Linked DNA regions of Homo sapiens: region 1 is linked to region 2. A link is a contact called in ENCODE POLR2A ChIA-PET data. All regions are on one chromosome and are shown on one strand. The core of a region is the stretch at or near the end of the contact, and the rest is flanking DNA. Distances in the headings are between cores, read along the strand shown. Region 1 overlaps FAM13A (family with sequence similarity 13 member A). Region 2 overlaps HERC3 (HECT and RLD domain containing E3 ubiquitin protein ligase 3).

What was found. ChIA-PET counts read pairs that join two places held with the same protein, here RNA polymerase II (POLR2A).
Region 1: POLR2A ChIA-PET joins it to region 2 with 18 read pairs in activated T-cell. The contact joins two enhancer-like sites. POLR2A ChIA-PET finds 5 or more read pairs at or near these places in 2 of 52 experiments (WTC11 and activated T-cell).

Annotation. Positions count from the first base shown.
Region 1 is chr4:88,756,267-88,760,968 of GRCh38, forward strand. It overlaps FAM13A (family with sequence similarity 13 member A), which reads right to left. Exons shown (of 24, transcript NM_014883.4): 14 at 2,488-2,635. Among named protein-coding and RNA genes, the nearest start is that of FAM13A-AS1, 49 kb to the left of the region's middle. Within about 2 kb of position 2,870, at least 5 of the 41 ENCODE cell types and tissues checked have a DNase peak (open chromatin) inside an H3K27ac peak, as active enhancers do.
Region 2 is chr4:88,597,431-88,602,310 of GRCh38, forward strand. The region is part of intron 2 of HERC3 (HECT and RLD domain containing E3 ubiquitin protein ligase 3); the gene reads left to right. Among named protein-coding and RNA genes, the nearest start is that of HERC3, 7.4 kb to the left of the region's middle. RefSeq lists an enhancer at 3,681-4,371. Within about 2 kb of position 2,126, at least 9 of the 41 ENCODE cell types and tissues checked have a DNase peak (open chromatin) inside an H3K27ac peak, as active enhancers do.

The sequences.
Region 1 (4,702 bases), core at 1,620-4,119, 160 kb after region 2:
GATCCTACATTCACTTTGCGAGAGTTCCATTCCACATGTCCTACGGAATCTATTTATTAGTTTCATTTCCCTTTTTGTTTACTTGATACTGAGCCCCAGAAGCCAATGAACATCATTTTTGTGTGGAGGGGCAGTACTTAGTGAATAGCCTGCTGGTGCTCGCCTCTGCAGTTAAGTATTGCTTCACCTGACATTCTGCGATTCCACATTAATGTGAGAGTAGGAGCTATGGTATGGGGATGGGAAGGAGCAACCAAACCAAAAAAGAGGGGATGGTGCCTTGAAGACTGGTGATGGGGGCTTGTAGGTGGATACTGGTTCAGGAGGTTTTTGGTAATTATGACTTTCGTTTACATATTTTGTTGCACTGGCTTCACATTCACAAATTCGTGCAAAGTTTATTCCTTACTGGAAAGACACAATTTTCTTATTTTAGCTATAAAAAAAGGTGATATTTTAGTGATCAGACTTATTGCTCTCGTTTTATGCAAAAATTCCTTACTTTCATTATACTTATAGCTATATTAGTGCTATAATGTAACTTGGAAAGTTACAATAAGTACATAAGCTTAAAAAAAAAAGGTCACTGAAAGCAGTAATCAAATGATCAGAATGGCCTTGATGTGAATTCATGTAGATTTTAAAGATATGTACATTCAATGACAAACGCAGTAATGGCAAAACAAAAACAAAAAGTTAAAGTTATTTCAAAAACTACTTGGAATACACAATCCACTTTCCCAAGCCTATTGAAATGCAACATATTTTTTTCCAATAACTTTTTAAAAAAAAAATCCATCTAGATTTCTAAAATGAAATGCTGGTTCCTTCAATTATTATCTGAAGGAAAATTCTTTATGTTAATAAAATAGTTTTAAGGAAACTATAAGCTGGCTTTCAGTCACTCTGAAGAGTATTCTCAGCTTTATATTAGCATTATTTAAGTGGCTGAGAGAGATGATAAATTTATGACTAACCAAGATAAAAATAACAAACTGAGTCCATTTCAGGAGAAAGAAAAAATGTGGCTAATTTGAATTCTAACCAAAAATCCTAGTTTTTATCTAGAGCTTTAGGGTAGACCATATCACTAAGACACAAATATAACATTTATTTTTTGGTTACTGTATTTTTCTTTTATTTGGGTAACAGTGACTACTATGGGACTTTTTTGGGGGGAGGTGGGGGCACAGGTTGTTTTTAATATATGAATTAAAAACTAACATGATTATTTCACAGTACTCAAAAATGAAAGAACAGAAAGGTACTCAGGAATATATAACTGAAATTACAAATTAAACAACCCTGCGTTTTGCTGCTCAGTGAATACATTTTGAGCTGAAAATATCTGACAAAATCTGAAACCCACTGCCTAATTATATAAAAATAACTAGAACAGGTTTCTTAGCTTTCAAGGACAGAACTAGAATAAAAAAGTTTGTTTTCACTAAAGCCCTGGATGCCAGAAATGGGGTTTACTCTTTTTCACCTGGTGGTCTTTTCAACTCTCCTCTTGATCCTTCATCTAAGGTCATTAAGATAACTTCTTGGTTAAGAAAGAGAGGAAAGCGGGTAGGGAGAGAAGACAAGGAGATCCACGTGCTGAAACGGGACTGATTTTTCACAGCTAAGACCTCCTGGTAAGTCATTGTGTTAAGTCATCCTGCTGTATTGGAATCAGGTGCACAATTTTTCCCTCCTTGCAGCCGTCACGCACATACTGTATAGAGGTAGACTGGCATTTATTTTGGATCCACATTGGTATGTGTTTGGATGCAGACACATGGATAATGAAAGAATAAGCAGCTTGATAAAACTGCTGCAATATCCTCCCTGAAACACAATTTTGACAAGGCTACTCTCTTCTTCCTCGCAAGTACATTTCTAATGTTTTCACCAAAAGTCTCTAGGAAAAAAAACCAATCTAAAGCACTCACTGTATTACAAGCTTTCAGTAAGATGCATGTATTCAGTGTTCTTTTTGATAAGCAAATCCCTTAAATTTGTTAACCTGAAAAAAAAATCTATCCATAAAAACGAACATAGAAACAAAGCAAACCAAAACGGGAAGGAGATTTCATGAAAGAGGCAGGCGACTGGCATGCAGCAGTGGGAGGATCGCGCCACAGAAGGTAGAAATCCTAAAAGCACACCGGTTCCCTATTACTCTGCTTGGTACTATGAGGGGGAAAAGACATACACATATCAGCACTCCCGGTGAGTCACAAAGGAAAAAAAAAGGCCTGCAAGGTGACACTATGATAAAGGGCAAGCATGTTTTCTTTCTTAGATTGCAACTGCCCTCAGCAACATTTACCCTGAGGTATTCCTATGACAGGTCAAGGATTTTCGGTCATTTGGAAATGCAGTTACTTCTGCATGCATAGCTCTTTCACCCACACTCTCACATAGTTACATGCCTCTCATTTGTGCTTATTTATATATGCTTTAATGATAGCAAATCATCCAAGTATCAGACAACCCTACCTTCCCAGTTCTTTTCATCACACAATGCAGTCAGGTCCGACTGGGGCACTTCGGAGACAAAGCTCTCCTCCTGGTCACCGGCATCTTGATTTCTCTGCTGTTTGGTGTCAGATAGGCTGGGATGCTCCTGGATCTTCATTGTGGGGCTCTGCAATAACAGCACAATGTCCCCAAATATCTACTGCTCACCAAAACCCCAAGACGTCTGCAGCAATTCCACTCCTTCAGGATAAAACCTTCCAAGTCACAGCTGCTAATGCATCCAGCACAGAAATAAAAATCATGGCTTGATGCCCCCCGGATCCTAGCTGGCCACTTGCATGCAGAAAGCAACTGTCCATCTGTGCTCCTTTAACTTTCCCCAGGCTGCTCTTCCCGATAACTGCAGGCAGCTGACAGTCTTGGTGATTACTGATTGGGGCCAGGAATGAGGGAAAGGAGTTTGGTGTTTTCTTAAAGGAGTATGGCTCTCATGACTGTAAACAACAACAATGAAAACCGGGCTACTGCTGTTGCTAAGGCTGTAGTAGCAACATGGTGTCTTTCGCAGGTGGACTTCTTTGCCCCTTAGGTAAACAGTCCTGCAAGCCAGGAATAGAGGCTGTGTACGTGAAAGCTCCCCTGCCGGCCCTGGCTGCTTAGATCAATTAAGCGGGGCTAGCTGCACATTCCCAGATTTCCTGTGGTTGTTTTCTCACTGAGTATTGGGAGAACAGACTATTTATGGAGGAGCTCTGGGTATTAAAGCATTGTTGCGCAAATTCAAACAGCACAGGGGATTGGCGTCTCATCTCAGCTAGCAGTAAAGAATACGGACTCTGGAAATGAGCCAAAATTACACAGGGAGCAATTTTTTTTTTTAAGTAAAAAGTCAAGAGCTGGCAAGTCAGTGATGCATAATTCATGTCTTACAAATACGCAACTGTCACTTGTTTTCCTACTATTCATCTACTCTGAATATTAAATACTTGGCTACACTTGGTTTTGCTTATTGGTGGCACCCACACCAGGCTAGGACATCTGAGGGATGGAGAGATCCTCCCCAAAAGGCTGATATTCAAATTAATAATTTTATGTTTAAACAAACTGCACTCGAATTAATTTTTTTTTAAGCCTTGCTCTCTGGGTAATTTGTAAATTCAACCATTGTCACTCTTCCCTGTCTCACACAATTATAAACAAAAGTGTTTATGAAACAGTTTGCTCACAAATGTATTCCTTAAGTAGCACAGATGGGTACACAAGATTTTCTTTAGGAATAGCTAGAAATGTATTTTGGCAAATATACTATCATTAAATGAAAAAACTAAGAACATCTGGAAATCATAAGTGATTTCATTAATGTATGAGAAACGTTTCTGTGCTGAAAGCACTACTTAAGACTTGCAGCTACTTTTAATAGCCACCCAACCAACCCACTTTGAAATCATCAGGGAATAGCCAGGGCTTTTTACTATTATATTTCCATGAAATGATGCATGGAGACATATTTTCTTCACATTTGGGATAAAATGAAATACCATCAATCGGGTCCTGATGAGCTACTAAAGTCTTATAGAAATGCCAAGTGGCCGGGCGCGGTGGCTCACGCCTGTAATCCCAGCACTTTGGGAGGCAGAGGCGGGCGGATCATGAGGTCAGGAGATCGAGACCATCCTGGCTAACGCGGTGAAACCCCGCCTCTACTAAAAATACAAAAAATTAGCCGGGCGTGGTGGCGGGCGCCTGTGGTCCCGGCTACTCGGGAGGCTGAGGCAGGAGAATGGCGTGAACCCGGGAGGCGGAGCTTGCAGTGAGCCGAGGTCGCGCCACTGCACTCCAGCCTGGGCGACAGAGCGAGACTCCGTCTCAAAAAAAAAAAAAAAAAAAAAAAAAAAAAGAAATGCCAAGTATATCTGGAGATTTAAGATAGTTTAAAAATGCAGTTTGTTTACTGGGGAAAAAGCCAGATTAGGCATTTATGTCACAAAAAGTATTTTTCCCTTAAGCTAAAGCCTAAGTGGACCAGGGTTAAATGCCCAAATCTAGTTCTCAGCTTTTTAAATTACAAAGCCACTCAGTTACCAATCATGAGTGTGCCTGGGTTGCGGGGGAGGGGTCGTGGGCGGGGGGAAGCAAAAGAGAGTAAGAATATGCATACAGCAAATAAGCATTTTCTCAAAAAGATTTATAATGCTTATTACCTTTACAGACATCAAAAAATACTAGAAATATG
Region 2 (4,880 bases), core at 876-3,375:
GTTGGATAATGCTGGTCATATGCCCAGCAGTGAAATTACTGTGTGGGGAGGTATCCACATCTTCATCTTCACTGGAGAATGCCAACTTGTTTTGCCAAGTGCTTATGCCAGTTTATATTCCCACCAGCTGTCTATGAGGGCCCTGGCTGTTGTATATCCTTGACTTGGTATTGTTAGACTTTTCAATTCTTGCCAGTCTCGTTGGTGTCTTTTGAAGGCAGTCCACAGCTTAAGCAGACTGCAGAGAAGTCATTCTTCCAGCTTCACAAAGCCTAGCACCAGGTAGTGAAGAAGGCACCACCTTAGAGGGGATGATCCGGGGAAGGGTAGGAGTGTTTCCTGTGTTGGCTGAGGGGGTCAGAGGACCAAAGTCCAGCTAAAGTGGAGGAGAGAGAAAACAGCAAGGAGTGGATTCACGTTGTTGAAAACTTCTCTTTGCCTTCTATGACATTTCTGTCTTTGGTAGGAACATTTTTGATAATAAGGCAAGTCATTAAAATGAATCTTCTTTGTTACCAGAGTTAATTCTGCATTTTAGTTTTGGCCCTACATTTATTTAAAGCCTGAATTTGGGGAGTATCTGCAAAGCACTGAAGGTTTTGGACATTGTCTTTTCCTGCTGTTGAAAGAGACCCTCTTCATATATACAACATTCAGGTAATTGCTTCTAAGCTTACTTGAAAGGAAGCTTATCCCTATTTTAAATGAGATTAGAAGTCCTGCCTGAGTGTTATTTTGGTCTCAGTGCCTTTCAAACAAAGGGATAAGAATGAGTTGTTAGGCTGCTGTGTGCATAGTCGCATAGTCTTATCATAAGACAAAGTTTAGGAACTGAAGGTTGTCGTTTAGCATTCAACTCACTAGAGCTAGTAAAAAGAGATTTATCTCCCCACCGCCCTCCACCCATGCCCTCTCCAGAATTTAAAAGCAAATGCACACAAAAAAACTTCCTCCTATCAACCTCAAATCCCTTTCATGAAAGTTATGGCAGATGGTTGTGATGCTACTTTGCTGTAGTGCAGATTTGGCAGAATGCAGCTAGTGCTAATTGCAGTGAGGAAGACAGGAGTCACAATCCCATCCTCTTTTGGGAATTGTCCTGTCTGCTGAAATCTCAAAGAAGAGCACTAGGAGTAGGAGTAACATTGACTAAAGCAGCTGACATTTACTGGTCACTTACTACTACATGCCAGGCACCATGCTAAGCCCTTTTTACATGCATTTTCTCATTAATCCTCACAACACTCTAGCACCTTCTCCTGATTTTGGAGCTTAAGGTGGGTAAACATCTTTCCTCAGGTTTCACAGCTAACGTGGTTAATGTAGGGCTTGGATTTTAGTTCCTTTGACCCTTAAGCTCTGCTAAGATTATCTTGAATCTCTTACCAAGAATAGATGAGAAGGACTCAGGAAAGTGCCAGGTTGACATTGAGAGAAAGTTGTACTTCAAAAGTAGTCCTTCCTTTTGTTTTGTCATGGGGAAATAAGAGGCAGGAAATGCAGCCAAGCGGGGCTGGTGTAGGTGCTGAGGGAAGTGTAGTCCTATATTTTGCAGCGAATTTCATAATTGTGTATTTTGAAGGAAAATAAAAGATTCTGCTCTTCTAGGAGCAAGCAAGAGAGTGAATGAGGAAAAATGGGTGTAAGGACCTTGGAGATCAAAATGCCCAGCGATGCAGACCGTTGCTGAAACTAGACCTTTAAAGTCATGGACATCAGCAGCTACAAGATTTAGGGGTCCAACTGGAGTGTACTTTGAAGTGAAAGCTGTGCTAATGGCTGGCTTCTCTCCAATGTGTTGAACTTCTCTCCTGAAAGCTAGATGATTTTAGTTGCTTTTTTCTTTAGTTCCGGCAGAGCATTGTGATGACCTAGGCCGTATTTATAGTTAGGATTGATAGTTTATTTACAGATACACATCTTTTTTGTGGTTGCTATTTAATTCTCTTGGTGGGCAGTTTTTATTTGACCAATTGAAGATTCCATTACTGTAACTCAGTTGGAAGAATTTTTGAAGTTTTCTTGAACAATAGTCCTTTTTATTATCTTTTTTCATAAATTGTTTTTACTAGTCAGTCAGGGATGAGGCCATACTTCAGGCTGTTTACACAGGATTGTGCTTGGCCAAAGCACCCAGAACTCAGATGACTCTCAAGGACTGACTCGTGCCAGATAAACTACAAAAAAAGCTGATAGACCCAGGACGCCAAATTAATAATGAGAATTAGAAATCCTAATAAGACTGAGATGCTTTGGTTACCTGGTCACAGTATTCTATCCCTGTAGTAGAATCTGCCCTAGAAACCAAGTTATTTAAGGTTGCTTGCTAAGCAAGGCAATTGGTTGGGTGAATTTAGTGACAACTGTTATGGAATCTGATCCACCCATCCACTTTTAGGAAAGAATTACTTAGCGGGTCAGATAGCCAGGTTGACTGATCAGGGTCCCTGTTTTCTCTGGAGAGTGGTGCAGACACATTGGGAAGTCTGGCCTTTTGGTTATCTACTTTCTAAGCTCCTTACTATACAGCACAGCATAGTGTCTCTTTCTTTTCCTTTACTTCATCTTTTTTTTGTTAGTTTCACTTTCTTCATCTGTAAATTAGAGATAATGGCAGTACCTGTCTCATAGAAGATGAAATGAGCCAACATCTGTGAAGCACATAGAAAAGTACCAGACTCAGAGTAAGCTCAAATCAGGTCTTATCTGCTGTTATTATTAATAATGTCATTATTAATATTATCAGTCAGGAGTTTCTTTTTATTGCAAGTGAAAGAAACCTGATTCAAACAAGCATAAATAAATAAGCTTAAGTAAACAAAGAAGGGACTTGTTATACTCTGTATATAGTTAGGTTCTGTAAAGTCATGGTGAATACCATATTAGTGAATACAGAGCCATTGTTTCTGAGGAAATACAGGATTAGGTTCTTGTAGGCTGTGGTCAAGAGATTTTTATCAGCCAGCTGACGCATAACCTTTTTTTATGTGTGTTTCTGTCTAGACAGCCTATTTAATATATATTTCTTACTAATATACACAATATTTCTTGGTAATAAAACACTAGTTGAGAAGGGTTTAACATTTTCTTGACCCTGTGTAATGTGACAGTGTTTTTGGCTTTCAGCCTCACATCAGTGCTATCCACTGTGATTTTTATTTTTTATGGGTTGTCATCTCATGAATCCACAGATTTAATTGCTTTTCCATTGTATCTATAGCTTCATTATGTACTCTGGATATTACTTTAGCTCTCTCCAGGGGAGGCCTCACATACAGATCAGCAGATTTCCTGTTCCATATTTTGGATGTACCCGCTTGTTGATTCATTAACATTGAACTCACAGCCAACACTATAACTCATGCATGAAAGAAACTTACCTAATACACATTTTTTTCTCTGTAAGGCACATCACAACCTTCTTGCACCTAAGAACACTAGAAGGTAGGAGAGATAAGACAAATTTATGAAATACTAAAAACGAAAAAATCCATTAATGTGGATAATAGCAATTGAGCAAGTTGGGAAAAATAAATTATTTCTAGATTATGTGAGCTTGCTGGTCTATTAGTGTATCATTAGACCACCAACCACCACCACCACTACCCTGCCAGTTTTTCATTTTATTTCTACTTCCCTCTCCACAATATTTGTAGTTAATTCAAAGAATAACATTTAATCTTAATACTTTTTTAGTGTAGAGTCTAGACAAGGAATAAAAATCTTGGGAAGAAGCAGAACTTTCTGTGTAAGACAGCAAATTGAGATTCAGTTTTATATTTTATTTTGGGCCTTTTCATGCCTTTCCTGAAAGCCTCAAGAGTTCAAAGCATACCTCAGGATTACAATAAGGCAGTTTTAAAATTGGTATATACCAATTAAGGCCATTGAGTTAAATCCAAAGTACTGTAATTGTTGTCAAGAGAGGTTGAAAGTACGAGCTTCCTCTGTGTTGTAATCTTTAATTTGTAGCCATTTGGGCATGCTTTTATCTTGGGAGAAAAGAGTTTGTCATTTTAAAAGCTGACTTTGCATAGAAGAGCCAATTAGCTGTCTCCTTCATATGTTGACAGTTCTCTCCTGTAGATTGGCTGATATATTCAGCTTTGATGTGTTCGCCTAGTATTATAATTCAAAGTAAGTCTTCACCATTTCTGTTAGAATCCATCCTCTTTTCATTAGGATGAAATGAATGTACCAATGAAAAGATTAGGGAAGACACCTTTGAAGTCTGCAATCTTGTCTTGAAATCCTGATATTTTGACCTGTAGGACCTAGAACAGTGATTCTTAATATGGAGAGACTAGCATGTTTAAGAAGTATGATTAGAAAAGGATATTCAGGGGCCGGGCGCGGTGGCTTACGCCTGTAATCCCAGCACTTTGGGAGGCCGAGGCGGGCGGATCACGAGGTCAGGAGATCGAGACCATCCCGGCTAAAACGGTGAAACCCCGTCTCTACTAAAAATACAAAAAATTAGCCGGGCGTAGTGGCGGGCGCCTGTAGTCCCAGCTACTTGGGAGGCTGAGGCAGGAGAATGGCGTGAACCCGGGAGGCGGAGCTTGCAGTGAGCCGAGATCCCGCCACTGCACTCCAGCCTGGGCGACAGAGCGAGACTCCGTCTCAAAAAAAAAAAAAAAAAAGAAAAGGATATTCAGAATTATAATTAAAATGTATATTTGGAAACCGGCTGGGCTCCGTGGCTCACACCTGTGATCCAAGCACTTTGGGAGGCCAAGGCGGGCTAATTACTTGAGGTCAGGAGTTCAAGACCAGCCTGCCCAACATGGCGAAACCCTGTCTCTACTAAAATACCAAAAAAATAGTGGGGTGTGGTGGCACACGCCTGTAATCCCAGCTACTTGAGAGACTGAGGCAGG